Regions from separate parts of the Homo sapiens genome. Here region 2 is linked to region 1. The links are chromatin loops, found by intact Hi-C in ENCODE. Cell type or tissue: HCT116. All regions are shown on one strand.

Evidence for each region. Hi-C counts contacts between places; a loop is a spot of excess contacts. Peaks named below come from ENCODE experiments on the same cell type or tissue, not always from the same donor. Only the 100,000 strongest peaks of a DNase experiment are listed, where the experiment ranks them.
Region 2: it touches region 1 in a loop (4-fold over the local background); 5 of 110 quality-filtered maps call a loop at or near these places.

What each region holds. Positions count from the first base shown.
Region 1 is chr14:52,143,824-52,151,823 of GRCh38, reverse strand. No RefSeq gene overlaps it. Among named protein-coding and RNA genes, the nearest start is that of LINC02319, 22 kb to the right of the region's middle. In HCT116, no CTCF peak of the experiment used is centred here; no DNase peak of the experiment used is centred here; H3K27me3 peaks cover 750 bases.
Region 2 is chr14:52,469,269-52,477,268 of GRCh38, reverse strand. TXNDC16 (thioredoxin domain containing 16) reads left to right here. Exons shown (of 21, transcript NM_020784.3): 15 at 6,589-6,757; 16 at 7,096-7,232. Among named protein-coding and RNA genes, the nearest start is that of TXNDC16, 79 kb to the left of the region's middle. In HCT116, a CTCF peak has its summit at 3,506 (motif pointing right); a DNase peak (open chromatin) is centred at 3,518.

The DNA.
Region 1 (8,000 bases):
AGGCATAACTTCCGGGCAAGGGGGATTATTCTGAAGGAGAAGCCACCTCTTTAGGGTCTATGAGCTTAGATTTAGGGCTTCCTTCTAATCACTATTGTTCTTGCCAAGCCCTCACAACCAGAAGTGATGGTCTCAGAGACAGAGATCATCAAAAGAGAAACAAAGGAGACAGGACCAAAATGCAGCATTTTCTCCATCAGGCAACAGAGGGAGGAGGAGCCTGCAGAGGAGGTGAAGTGACAGTTAGAGAGGTAGGATTTAAACCAGTAGGGCTGAGTGGGAAAGAGTCCAACATGACAAATGTGGCAGAAATCAGAGGCAAGGGCTGCGGAAGACTGGAAACGGTTGTTCCTTCAGGGAAGCAATTTTTTGTGTGTGATGGTTACAGAGCCAGATTTTGAGGAAATAAGTGAGGAAATGGTGAGAGGCAGCAAGTATGGACTACTTTCAAAATCTGGTGTTGAAAGGAAGTAGAGGGACAGCGGAGAAGGGTGAAGAGATAATCTTGGTGTTTACTGTTAACAGTTCAATATATGATGTTTGAAATTTATATGATGCAAGAGCTACAAGAGCTTAGCCCTTCAAGGAAGGAGCTTGGAGGGAAAACTTTTAATATTAAAAAAAAAGTCTCTGGGGAAGGAGCAAAGTTGGTGGACTAGAAGCTGCTCATGTGTATTGCTCGCTTGGAAAGGAAACAAAAGAGCTAGTGAACACTGAAGGGCTAGTGAACGCTGACCTTGCAGGCTGATCATCTGCGAAACCACTTCGGGATGCAACAAGGCAGCAGGGGGACACAGAAAGAAGAGAAAAGCAAAGCTGGGGACCAGCCTGTCTGGGCTCAGGGCAGAGCCAGGAAAACCTCTCCAACATGGGAAAGGGTGAGTGAGTGAAAGCCCCCTGAGGGATTCACCCTCTCTACAGGGAGCATTGTAAGACTGGAAAGGGGATAATCCTCCTGGCCCCCCCAACACCTTTCCACTGCACTTCTAGACGGAGGCAGAGAGCCACCTGGACATTCTGCGGGGGCAACTCTTGAGTCTAAGGGGACCTCTACCTGCCTTGGGCCCTTGAGCAGACCAGCACTGGTGCCACAGCTCCAATAGAGGCCACAGTCGCAGTGCCTAGGAGCAGTAAGATTTTTCCACTTCCTCTCGCCAGATGGGTCTCATTGCCAGCTTCCAGCATAGTGGTCCTGCTTCTGCCTGAAACTGGCCAGCAGCCACAGCCACTTGTTGTCCCAGAAAGCACTTGTATGGCAGGACAGGCAACCCCCACCCACCCCTGCCACTGGTAGCCAGATGGGCAATGTGTGCTAGAGCTTCTGGCCCAGTGGCTCTGCTTCTGTCTGAACTCAGCCAGCAGATGAGGCCTCCCACTGACCTAGGAAACACCCAGATGACAGAGTGGGCAATTCCACCCACCCTGGCCTCTCATAGCCAGATGGACCACACCTGCTAGTGCTTCCAGCCCAGTGTTCCAACTTCCGCCTGAACTCTGCCAGCAGGTGCAACCCAGTATTACCTCAGGAAGCACTTGGACAGCAGATTAGGGCCAACCCAGCAATCATATGGCCTGTCTGACAACTGCGGCCCCTGCCTGAGGGAGCCCCATGGAACAGAATACCCAACAACAACAATAACAAAAAGTAGGTATGGAGACAATAATCAGAGGAGGCTCTGGGCTCCTCCAAGACCGTGAGCACACTAGAATTGAAGCCAGTAGACTGAACCAAACTTATTCCACAATCAAACCCCCAAAGGCATCAAAGAAGATAAAAGCAATTTTAAAAAACCCATCCAAAGGAAGAAACTTCAAAGACTGAAGGAACATCAACCCACATGGAAGAGAAAAACCAGTGCAAGAAATCTGGCAACTCAAAAAGTCAGAGTATCTTCTTATCTCCAAATGACTGCACTAGTTCCCCAGAAATGTTTCTTAACCAGGCTAAAATGGCTGCAATGTCAGAAATAGATCTCTGAATATGGATAGGAATGAAGATCATTGACGTTCAGAAGAAAGTTGAAACCTAATCCAAGAAATCTAAGGAATACAATTACATGAAAAACAACCTACTCCCGAATGACTTTTGAGTAAACAATGAAATTAAGACAGAAGTCAAGAAATTATTTGAAACTAATGAGAAAAAGATACAACATACCAGAATCTCTGAGACACAGCTACAGCAATGTTAAGAGGGAAGATTTTAGTACTAAGCATCCACACCAAAAGATTAGAAAGATCTCAAGTTAACAACCTAAAGTCACAGCTAGAGTGACTACAGAAACAAGAGCAAACCAACCTCAAAGGTAGCCGAAGATAAGACATAACCAAAATCAGAACTGAATTGAAGGAAACTGAGATGTGAAAAGCCATACAAAAGACCAATGAATCCAGGGGTTGGTATTTTAAAAGAATAACTAAGATTGACAGACTGCTAGCTAGACTAATAAAGAAAGAGATAAGATCCAAATAAACACAATCAGAAATAATGACAAAGAGGACATTACTATTGGTCCCACAGAAACACAAAAATCCCTCAGAGACTATTATGAACACCTCTAGGCACATAAGCTAGAAAACCTAAAAGAAATGGATAAATTCCTGGAAGCATACAACCTCCCAAGATTGAATCAGGAAGGAACTGAATCCCTGAGCAGACCAATAACAAGTTCTGAAATTGAATCAAAAATAAAAAGCCTACCAACCGGAAAAAGCACAGGACCAAACAGAATCATAGCCAAATTCTACCAGATGTATAAAGAAGAGCTGGTACCATTACTATGGAAACTATTCCCAAATGTTGAGGAGGAGGGACTCCCCTCTAACTCATTCCATGAGGCCAGCATCATCCTGATAACCAAAACCTGACAAACACAACAACAAAAAGAAAACTTTAGGCCAGTATCCTTGATGAGCATACATGCAAAAATTCTCAACAAAATACTAGCAAACTGAATCAAGCAACACATCAAAATACAAATCCACCATAATCAAGTATGCTTTATCCCTGGGATACAAGGTTGATTCAACATAAACAAATCGATAAATGTTATTTATTGACCACATAAAAAGAACTACAAAGAAAAACCACAGGATCATCTCAATAGATGCAGAAAGGGATTTTGATAAAATTCAACAACCCAGGAAGCAGACTTTGCAGTGAGCTGAGATCATGTCACTGCATTGCAGTCTGGATGACAGAGCAAGGCTCTGTCTTGAAAAAAAACCTTCTGTAACCCTCAACAAAGTAGGCATTGAAGGAACATACGTCAAAATAAGAAGAGCCATTAGAACAAATGCACAGCCAACATCATACTGAATGGGCAAAACCTGGAAGGATTCCCCTTGAGAACTATAACAAGACAAGGATGTCCATTCTCACCATTCCTATTCAACATAGTCCTGAAAGTCCTGGCCAGAGAGAGTTTAGTCCTGACCTAAACTATTTCTGTTTGCAGACAACAATATAATTTTATACCTAGAAAACCCCACAGTCTGTGCCCAAACACTCCTTGGTCTGATAAACAACTTCAGGATACAAAAGTTTCAGGATACAAAAGTTTCAGGATACAAAAATCAGTGTACAAATTCAATAGCATTCCTTTTTTTAACGTTTATTTTAAGTTCAGGGGTACATGTGCAGGATGTGCAGGTTTGTTACATAAGTAAATGTGTGACATGGTGGTTTGCTGCACAGATCATCCCATCACCTAGATATGAAGCCCAATGTCCATTAGGTATTCTTCCTGATGTTGTCTTTCCCCCAACACTCCCTGACAGGCTTCAGTGTGTGTTGTTTCCCTCCATGTGTCCATGTGTTCTCATCATTCAGCTCCCACTTATAAGTGAGAACATTATGTTGTGTGGTTTTCTGTTCCTGTGTTAGTTTGCTGAGCATAATGGCTTCCAGCTCCATCCATGTCCCTGCAAAGGACATGATCTCTTTCCTTTTATGGCTGTATAGTATTCCATGGTGTATATATACCACATTGTCTTTATTCAGTCTATCATTGATGGGCATTTGGGTTGATTCCGTGTCTTTGCTATTGTGTCTAGTGCTGCACTGAACATAATGCATGCATGAATCTTTATAATAGAATGATTTATATTCCTTTGAGTATATACCCAGTAATGGGACTGTTGGGTCAAATGGTACTTCTGCCTCTAGGCCTTTGAGGAATCACTACACTGTCTTCCACAATGGTTGAACTAGTTTACACTCTCATCAACAGTGTAAAAGTGTTCCTTTTTCTCCACAACCTTGCCAGCATCTGTGGTTTCTTGACTTTTAAATAATCACCATTCTGACTGGCATGAGATGCTATCTCATTGTGGTTTTGATTTGCATTTCTCTAATGATCAGTGATGTTGAGCTTTTTATCATATGTTTGTTGACCACATGTACGTCTTCTTTCGAGAGGTGTCTGTTCATGTCCTGGAAGAGACACAACAAAAAAAGAAAACTTCAGGTCAATATCCCTGATGAATGTCAATGCCAAAATCCTCAATAAAATACTGGCAACCCAAATCCAGCAGTACATTAAAAAGCTTATCCACCGCAATCGAGTTGGCTTCATCCCCAGGATGCAAGCTTGGTCAATGTACGCAAATCAATAAATGTGATTCATCACATAAACAGAGCTAAAGACAAAAACCACATGATTATCTCAATAGATGCAGAAAAGGCCTCCGACAAAATTCAACATCCCTTCTTGTTAAAAATGCTCAATAAACTAGGTATTGAAGGAATATACCTCAAAATAATAACAGTCATTTATGACAAAGCCACAGCCAATATCATACTGAATGGGCAAAAGCTAGAAGCATTCTTCTTGAAAACTGGCACAAGAAAAGGATGCCCTCTCTCACCACTCCTATTCAACATAGTATTGGGAGTTCTGGCCAGGGTAATCAGGCAGGAGAAAAAATAAAGTGTATTCAAATTGGAAGAGAGGAAGTCAAACTATCCCTGTTCACAGATAACATGATCCTATACCTAGAAAATCCCCATCATCTCAGCCCAAAAGCTTCTTAAGCTGATAAACAACTTCAGCAAAGCGTCAGGATACAAAATCAATGTGCAAAAATTGCTAGCATTTCTATACGCCATCTACAGGCAAGCAGAGAGCCAAATAGTGAATGAACTCCCATTCACAATTGCAAAAAAAAAAAAGGATAAGTTACCTAGGAATACAGCTAACAAGGGAAGTGAAGGACTTCTTCAAGAAGAACTGTAAATTACTGCTCAAAGAAATCAAACAGGACACAAATCAGAGAGAACTGGCTAGTCATATGCAGAAAATTGAAACTGGACCCCTTCCTTACACCTTATACAAATGGAAAAACATTCCATGATCATGGATAGGAAGAATTAATATTGTTAAAGTGGCCATACCAGACAAAGTAATTTATAGATTCAATGCTATTCCCATTAACATTCTTCACAGAATTACAAAAAACTCTTTTAAAACTCATGTGAAACCAAAAAAGAGCTCGAATAGCCAAGACAATCCTAAGCAAAAATAACACAGCTGGAGGCATCATGCTACCTGACTTCAAACTATATTACAAGGCTGCAGTAACCAAACAGCATGGTACTGGTATAAATGCACATGCATAGACCAATGGAACTGAATAGAGAACTCAGAAATAAGACTACCCACCTACAACCATCTGATCTTTGACAAACCTGACAAAAACAAGTAATGAGGGAAGGATTCCCTATTTAATAAATGGTGCTGGGAGAACTGGCTAGCCACATGCAGAAAATTGAAATTGAACCCCTTCATTATACCTTACACAAAAATTAACTCAAAATGGATTCAAGCCTCAAATATAAAACCCCAAACTATAAAAACCCTAGAAGAAAATCTAGGCAATCCCATTCAGGACATAGGCATGGCCAAAGATTTCATGATGAAAATGCCAAAAGCAATCACAACAAAAGCAAAAATTGACAAATGGAATCTAATTAAACAAAAGAGCTTCTACACAGCAAAAGAAACTATCATCAGCCTACAAAATGGGAGAAAATCTTTGCAATTTATCCATCTGACAAACGTCTAATATCCAGAGTCTACAAGGAACTTAAATTTACAGGAAAAGCATTTCTACACACTAACAACATCCAAGCTGACAGCCAAATCAGGAACACAATCCCATTCACAATAACCACAAAAAGAATAAAATATCTAGGAATACAGCTAATCAGGGAGGTGAAAGATCTCTACAATGAGAATTACAAAATACTGTTCAAAGAAATCAGAGAGTCCAGAAATAAAGCTACACACCTACAACCAACTGATCTTCAACAAAGTCAACAAAAACAAGCAATAGGAAATAGACCCTCTATTCAATAAATTGTGCTGGGATAATTGGCTAGCCATATGCAGAATTGAAACTGGACCCCTTCCTTACCCCATATACAAAAATCAACTGCTGGGCGTGATGGCTCTCGCCTGTAATCCCAGCACTTTGGGAAGCCGAGGCAGGCGGATCATGAGGTCAGGAGATCGAGACCATCCTGGCTAACACGGTGAAACCCCGTCTCTATTAAAAATACAAAAAATTAGCTGGGCGTGGTGGCCGGCGCCTGTAGTCCCAGCTACTTGGGAGGCTGAGGCAGGAGAATGTCCTGAACCCGGGAGGCGGAGTTTGCAGTGAGCTGAGATCGCGCCACTGGACTCCAGCCTGGGCGATCGAGAGAGACTCCATCTCAAAAAAAAAAAAAAAAAAAATCAACCATAGAGGTTTAAAGACTTAAATGTAAAACCTACAGCTATAAAAACTCTGGAAGATATCCTAGAAAATACCACTCTGGATATATGAATGGGCAAAGATTTCATGACGAAGATGCCAAAAGCAAAAATTGACAAAAGGAACCTAAGGAAATAGCTTCTTCATATCAAAGGAAACTATCAACAGAGTAAACAGACAACCTCTAGAATGGGGAAATATTTGCAAACTATGCATATGACAAAGGTCTAATATCCAGCACCTAAAAGGAACTTAAACAAATTTACAAGAAAATAAAACAACCGCATTAAAAAGTGGGCAAAGGGCATGAACAAATGCTTTTCAAAAGAAGACATACATGTGGCCAACAAGCATATGAAAAAATGCTCAACATCACTAATTATTAGAGAAATGCAAATCAAAACCACAATGAGATACCATCTCCCACCAGTCAGAATGGCGATTATTAAAAAGTCAAAAAATAACAGATGCTGGCAAGGTTGCAGAGAAAAGGTAATGTTTATACATTGCTAGTGAGAATGTAAATTATTTCAGCCATTGTGGAAAGCAGTGTGGCAATTTCTCAAAGAACTTAAAATAGAAGTATCATTAGACTCAGCAATCCCACTTTTGAGTATATCCCCAGAGGAATATAAATTATTCTGCCATAAAGACACATGCATATGTATGTTCATTGCAGCACTATTCACAACAGCAAAGACATGGAATCAACCTAAATGTCCATCAATGGTAGATTGGATAAAGAAAATGTGGTACATATACACCAGGGAATACTATGCAGCCATGAAAAAGAATGAAATCGTGTCCTTTGCAGTAACATGAATGGAGCTGGAGGCTGTAATTCAAGGCAAACTAATGCAGGAACAGAAAACCAAATACCACATGTTGTCTCTTATAAATGGGAGCTAAACATTGAGTACACGTGGACACAAAGAAGGGAACAATGGACACTGGAGCCTACTTGAGGCTGTTAGGGGAGGAGGGAGAGGATTGAAAAACTATTTATTGGATATTAATTACCTTATTACCGGGGTGATGAAATAATCTGTACGTCACACCCCTGTGACATGCAATTTACTTATATAACAAACATGCACATGTATCCCTGAACCTAAAATAAAAGTTAAAAATATATAAGAATTAACAACAAAACAACAAGTCTATGCTGGCATAATTACAAAAGGTGGGATAGGAGATGCATTCTTTTAAGTGGAGATCCACTAGCAATAGCCACGTCTTAGGAT
Region 2 (8,000 bases), 330 kb before region 1:
AAAAATTGTATCTGTTTTGTCGGTCCTGTGAGATTTATGCTTTAAAGAGGTTCTTTTTTGATGTGTTTCCAGGATTTGTTTCAAGATCTAGAGCTCCTTTTAGCAGTTCTTGTAGCGCTGGCTTGGTAGTGGCGAATTCTCTCAGCATTTGTTTGTCTGAAAAATACTGTATCTTTCCTCCACTTAGGAAGCTTAGTTTTGCTGGGTACAAAATTCTTGGCTGATAATTGTTTTGTTTGAAGAGGCTGAAGATAGGGCCCCAATCCTTTCTAGCTTGTAGAGTTTCTGCTGAGAAATCTGCTGTTAGTCTGATAGGTTTTCCTTTATATGTTACCTGGTGTTTTTGCCTCACAGCTCTTAAGATTCTTTCCTTTGTCTTAACTTTAGGTAACCTGATGACAATGTGCCTAGGCATTGATCTTCTTGTGATTAATTTCCCAGGTTTCTCTGGGCTTCTTGTACTTGGATGCCTAGTTCTCTAGCAAGACTGGGGAAGTTTTCCTTGGTTATTCCCCCAAATATATTTTCCAAATAGATTTCTCTTCTTAAGAACACTGATTATTCAGGTTTGGTTGTTTAACATAATCCCAAATTCTTGGAGGCTTTGTTCATATTTTCTTATTTTTTTCTTTGTCTTTGTTGCATTGGGTTAATTCGAAGACCTTGTCTTCAAGCTCTGAAATTCTTTCTTCTGCTTGTTTGATTCTATTGCTGAGACTTTCCAGAGCATTTTGCATTTCTATAAGTGCGTCTATTGTTTCCTGAGGGTTTGATTGATTTTTATTTATGCTATCTATTTCATTGAATATTTCTCCCTTTACTTCTTGCATAATTTTTTTTCAGTTTCCTTACATTGGGCTTTGCCTTTCTCTGGCACCTCCCTGATTAGCTTAATAACTAACCTTCTGAATTCTTTTTCAGGTAGATCAGGGATTTCTTCTTGGTTTGGATCCATTGCTGGAGAGCTAGTGTGATTTTTTTGCGGGGGTGAGTTAAAGAATCTTGCTTTGTCATATTACCAGAGTTGGTTTTCTGGTTCCTTCTCATGTGGGTAGGCTCTGTCAGAGGGAAGGTCTAGGGCTCAAGGCTGTTGTTCAGTTCCTTTTGTCCCACAGAGTGTTCCCTTGATGTAGTACTCTTTCCCTTTTCCTAGGGATGTGGCTTCCTGAGAGCCGAGCTGTAGTGATTGTTATCCCCCTTCTGGATCTAGCCACCCAGCAAGTCTACCAGGCTCCAGGCTGGTACTTGGGGTTGTCTACACAGAGTCCTGTGGTGTCAACCATCTGTGGGTCTCTCAGCCATGGATACTGGCACCTGTTCTAGTGGAGGTGGCAGAAGGGCTAAATGGACTCTGTGAGGGTCCTTAGCTTTGGTTGATTAATGCACTATTTTTGTGCTGGTTTACCTCCTGCTGGGAGATGGCACTTTCAAGAGAGCATTGGCTTGAAAGTGCATTGGTATCGGGAGGAACAGGCAGTAGGCAGGACCCTATAACTCCCAAGAGTATATGCCCTTTGTCTTCAGTTACCAGGGTGGGTAGTGAAGGACCATTAGATGGGGGCAGGGCTAGGCGTGTCTGAGCTCAGATTCTACTTGGGCAGGTCTTGCTGCGTCTGCTGTGGGGGATGAGGGTGAGGGTCCCAGGTCAATGGAGTTATGTTCCTAAGAGGATTATGGCTGTCTTTGCTGTGTCATGCAGGTTGTCAGGGAAGTGGAGGAAAGCCGGCAGTCACAGGCCTCACCCAGCTCCCACACAACCCAAAGGGCCAGTCTCACTTCCACTGTGCCCCCACTCAACAGCACCAAGTCTGTTTCCAGGCAGTGGGTGACCAGGGCTGAGAACCTGCCCCAGGCTACCTGCCTCCCAGCTGCAAAAATAAGTAGGGCTTTCTTTCTTCCCCAGCCTGTGGAGTCTGCACGCTGGATTCATGCCCTCCCCCGAGTTCTGGCCAGGAGACTCTTCGATTGGTTCAAATTGTTACAAATTTCAGGGGGAGGTTTCCTTTTCTCTGTGGCCTTCTCTGAGTGCCTCTGGTAGCCCTCCTCAAGGACCCCTTGTGAGGTGAGGCACAAATGGCTTGGTAGGGGACCCAGCTAGTCCACAGGGATTTTCCTGCTGCTTCCTTTACCCGTGTATTTCGCTTTCGCTCAGCTCTCTAAATTGACTAAGCTCCAGATAAGGTCAGAATCTTCTCCCGTAATCTAGACCTTTAGGTTCCCCGGTGGTGGGGTGTGTGTTCAGGGGTGGACGATCTGCCTTTCCCACTTCCACAGTTTGAGCACTCACAGTATTTGGGGTGTCTCCCAGGTCCTGCAGGTGCAATCACTTCCTTCAGAGGGTCTGTGGGTTCTTTTGGCTTTCCTAATGTATTGCTGCAGTTTTGGAGCAAAAGTTCATGAGGCGAGCCTCCACACGCTGTTCTGTCTGTCCCCGTTCCTTTTATTTCCCAACCACATTTGATCTAACTTTTGATTATTACTGAGTGAGGGGATAATGAAGTCTGTAGACACTGTGATCTGTAATTTTTTTTTTTTTTTGAGATGGAGTTTCACTCTTGTCGCCCAGGCTGGAGTGCAATGGCATGATCTCAGCTCACTGCAACCTCCGCCTCCTGGGTTCAAGTGATTCTCCTGCCTCAGCCTCCCGAGTAGCTAGGATTACAGGTGTGCACCACCGTGCTTGGCTAGTTTTTGTATTTTTAGTAGAGACAGCGTCCAGGCTGGTCTCAAACTGCTGACCTCAGGTAATCCACCTGCCTCAGCCTCCCACAGTGCTGGGAATATAGGCATGAGCCACTGCGCCCAGCCTCTAATCATTTTTTTAAAAAGCAGATCCTCTTACTTGCTTTCACATTTTCCTTTATGCAAGGCAAGTTGCAATCTATGGACAAATTTAAGTTTTCTTCTTTTAGATTCTCTAGCCTTATTGGCAAATAATTAGAAGAAAAGCAAAGGAGGAGAAAATATAAATCATAATGAAGTAGTGATTGGATAATGTTCCTCAAGAATATGATTAATTATCCCTCTCTCCACCCCATTTAATTAGACACCAGATGAAAATGGAAAAATATTTCCTTGCATTCTTTTCTATTAATGACCAAATGAAGAGACTACCTGCCCCCTCAATGCAAGGGCTCAGAGTTGTATGTGTTTGTAGAATAAAAAAGTAGTTAAGCAACCCAGGACTTGTTTTCCTTTTCATTCACTATGTTCTTTATGAATAACAATTTTTTTTGGTAATCAGATATCAGATAAATGGACTATTTTGGAAGTTCAGGGAACTTAATGTAGAAATGCATTGCATAGGTAATTACAATGTTTTGTGTCTATGTTGAAGCCTATACTATAACTTTATAAGTTAGGAAAATATAATACCTTGGGCATTTAGTCCTATCATCTGTCTTTCTGACAGATCTGACTTTGTGGGAAAAAGCCATTTGTTATCTCTTAGTCGAAGACAATGAAGAATGTTTTTTACTCTGTCACAAGGTGGCAGCAAATGTCAAAATTTTATACTTACATAATACCTGTATCTAAGATAATCTGTTTTTTCTTTTAAGTTAGGAACCTATTTGAAATTACTGCATTGATAAAGTATATGGGATGTAATACTGTAGGCACCTTAGAATACTAGACTATTCCAACTGAAACATGAGTAAATATTGGAACCATTTTACAGGAATTGATAACTTCAGTATAAGTAGTTATATAACTTTTAGTGATATATATCAGTATTACTTTTCTGGTTTTAAAGATAACATCAAAGTTTTCCATTTCAACTGTAGGGAAAAAGGAATAATCACAGTTTTAGCAGTAGTAGACATGCTGAGGATGCTTATTGAAAGGAAAGAACTGCAGCTGGAAGAGCACTATATTCCATACTTGGGTGGCAAAATATGTAACGTGGCACTTTGTATAAACAAGCATCACCAGATGTTTATTGATGAAATCAAAGCAGCAGCGTTGTCTGGGGTATATACCCTGGGGTTCGTTGTCGCGCACCAGGAAAATTTAGAACACGGACACACACAAGTTGTTTAGGAGCAGAGGTTCAATAGAGAGGAGAGAAAGAGAAACAGCTTCCTCTATAGAGGAAGGCATCTCCAAGTGGAAAGGACTGGCTGGCAGCGAATGTGTCGAGTTTTATAGTCTAGTTTGAGAAGGTGGTGTCTGATTTACATAGGGCTCATAGATTGCTTCAGTCAGGTATGATATTTACATAGTGGCATAGGGAAGTCTGGTCGCCCCACCTTAATCTTCTTATACAAATGGTCTTTCCAGTTGTCTGGGGCCATCTTGTCTGCTCCTTACAGCACACATGGCTGGCAGAGAAGGGAAGACAGAGCGGCCATCTTGGAAACGTCTAGTCCTTAGTTCCTGCCGGTACGTGCACCCTTGCAGCTTGCAGGCTGCTCTTTGTTAGAAAAAGATTTGGGGCTGCTTTTCACTAAAAAGAAAAACCTTACCGAGGACTCCCCATACCCTTGCTATCTGCCTAAGTGATTTCTTCTTCACTCCTATATCAAAATGATTAAAATAAAGGATAAGAGAACTTTGATAGGAAGTCACTTAGCAGGTCTGATTTGGGAAGAAATAAGGGTTTATATTTGTTTATATGCTCATACAAAATTCAAGTATTAATATCCTTTAATGTAAGAATTTAAAATTTGTGAAGAAATATCAGTGTACATTCTACACATTTTTACTGGGTACATACTGTGTAACAGACATTGTGCAAGGCAGTGGGATATAGTGGTGATAAGACAGACTTAAGGCCGGGCGCGGTGGCTCACGCCTGTGATCCCAGCACTTTGGAAGGCTGAGGCAGGCAGATCACGAGGTCAGATCAGGACCATCCTAGGGCTAACATGGTGAAACCCTGTCTCTACTAAAGATAGAAAAAATTAGCCGGGCATGGTGTCACGTGCCTGTCGTCCCAGCTACTCGGGAGGCTGAGGCAGGAGAATCGCCTGAACTCGGGAGAGGAAGGTTGCAGTGAGCCGAGATCACGCCACTGCACTCCAGCCTGGGCAACAAGAGCAAGACTACATCTCAAATATACAAAAGCAAAAAAAAAAAAGACAGACTAAATCTTGCCTATATTATCAGATTGTTAACACTAAATCTAAAGTGATAAGTTATTACATCTATGAGAAGTAATCAAGAATCTTTGAAAATATACAAATTAATTTCAGTATTAAAAACATTTGGTGATAAAATATTAAAATACCACATTCACAATTTTAATCATATGATGAAGTAACATTTAGGCTATATCCTAAATTGATACACAAAGATTCCTTCTTTGATCTAGTATGATACTAAATTTTATCTTTTATTAGAATTTATTCTTTCGAGTTGTATGGTGCTTATTTTATTTAGTGTTTGATCTCTTTCCACACAGTGATTTATAATATTTTAGAGAACTTTACACGTTTTATTATAGAGCAAGTAGGAATTTCTGCTTGAGATTCTACTGTGTGTTTTCTTAGGCTGAAAAGAAATTATAATGTTTAGACAGGATAGGTATCTGAAGTCCTGGATGAGTTTCACATGTGTCATTTATTCACATGCATATTTAAGGTACTGCAGGTGCTGGAAAATCAATGATAAATAAACAGACATAGTCCCTGCTCTCAAGGAGTTGTCTTGGTAGAGACAGACGTTGATCAGATAATGAATAGTATATAATTACATAAGGAGATAAGGAAAAGAGCATGGTTCTATAATAGCATATGTCAAGGGAACCTGATGTAGATCACTGTGTCAGAGAAGGCTAGTCCTTGAAGTTGTACACGGTAAGAAAGATTTAATTCTGCAAAAGGTTGGTGGGGGTAAGCTGGTACCAAAATATTTGAGTTTTGAAAAGATATCTCTAGCATTAGTGTAGACACACTGAATTCAAAGAGGCGAATTAGAAGCCTATTGTAGTTATCCAGGAGGAACGACAACTTGAGTAGTGGCAGTAAAGAGAAATGGACAGTAATTAGATATATTAAAAATTCAGGTGGTAAAATTGAAAGAACATGCTGATTAATCAATAGGCATGAAGGGCCTTGGGAATGGAGAGGTATGAAAGATGATGCTTTGTTTTTTGAGTTGCACAAGAGCAGCAACGTTCACCAACAAACAGAAAAGAAACCATATATGGTTTTAGACTTGTTGAGTTTGAGGAGGTTTCCGTTCAAAGGAAAACAGAGAAGGTAGTAAGGATATATGGGTCTGGAACTTCAAGGAGTTTGGGCCAAAGACATAAATTTAGGATTCATTAGATTGTCTATGGTTATTGAGGTTGTGTAGGACAGGAGTGAAGAAAAACAAGAGAAGGCAGCTTAAGCTGAGCCTTGAGGGACCTCCAACTCTACTGGCTGAAGAGCCTGCAAAAGGGAACAAAAAGGAGAAGCTAGAAAGGAAGGGAAAAGGCCAACAGGGAATGGTGTTGCAAAGATCAAGGGAAGAGAGTGTTTAAGCAGGAGTGTTTCATGCTGAGAGGTTAAAATAAGAATGGGATAGAAAAATACTGAAGATCCTAAGCAAATGCATTTTCTACAATTAGTAATTACAAATGTGCATTTTCCTTTTATTTAGGCACATCTACTATGCTTCTTACTAGAATAAACTGTGCAGATTGGTCTGATGTATGTACTAAGCAAAATGTTACTGAATTTCCTATCATAAAGATGTACAAGAAAGGCGAGAACCCAGTATCTTATGCTGGAATGTTAGGAACCGAAGATCTCCTAAAATTTATCCAGCTGTAAGTATTCAGCTTCATTATAAGATCTCTGAATGTTTAGGTCTTTAGAAGTTCTAATTCTCAGACTTTGCTAACACTTAAAATAGGTTAAGGAAGATACTAGAATTGAGATCACAAAATGAATATTTATGAAAGTCTGTGTACATTTCAACACTTTTCGGGAGATAGCAATTTTGTTTAATGAGTCTGATTTTCTTTAAGAATAATATTTAATTTTCTATATTTTGTAAGATATTATCCTATGTAATATATTGTTTGCTATGTTTAGTATGCTTTTTTTTTACAAACTGAAAATATCTTAAAAAATTAATTTGTAATATAGTTATATGTTTATCCAGCAACAGGATTTCATATCCAGTGAATATAACATCGATCCAAGAAGCAGAAGAATATTTAAGTGGGGAATTATATAAAGACCTCATCTTGTATTCTAGTGTGTCAGTATTGGGACTATTTAGTCCAACCATGAAAACAGGTAAGCAGAGCTGAGCTTTTAAATTATACAGTAGAGTATATCATTGCTTGCTAGTTTTATTTTTTAAGAATATCTTTTTAAATTATAGAGAATTTCAAAATTATGGAGAAGTTTGAAGAAAAATAAAATATCGTAAGCTAATTATTCAGAGATAGTGTTAAATTTTGATGTAATTTCTTCCATCTTTTTTCTGTGTACCTACAGATTGCATATTTATGTATGTTTTAACATAATTGGGCTAAAACTGTGTATCTAGGTTAGAATCTTGCGTTTTTTTTGTTTGTTTTGTTTTTTTGAGACAGAGTCTCGCTCTGTCACCAAGCTGGAGTGCAGTGGCGTGATGTCGGCTCACTGCAACCTCTGCCTCCTGGGTTCAAGTGATTCTCCTGCCTCAGCCTCCTGAGTAGCTGGGACTACAGGCACATGCCACCATGCCCAGCTAATTTTTGTGTGTTTAGTAGAGACGGGGTTTCACCATGTTGGCCAGGATGGTCTCCATCTCTTGACCTCATGATCCGCCTGCCTTGGCCTCCCAAAGTGCTGGGGTGAGCCACCGCACCTAGCCAGAATCTTGTTTTTATTTAACATTACAATGATGTATTGATATTCTTCATGAACATTATGGCTACATAATATTTGGTGAATATATATATCAAAATGTATTTAAATTTGTTTTTTGTTTTTTTTTTTGAGACGAGATCTTGCTCTGTCACCTAGGCTGGAGTGCAATGGCATGATCTCGGCTCACTGCAATCTCTGCTTCCTGGG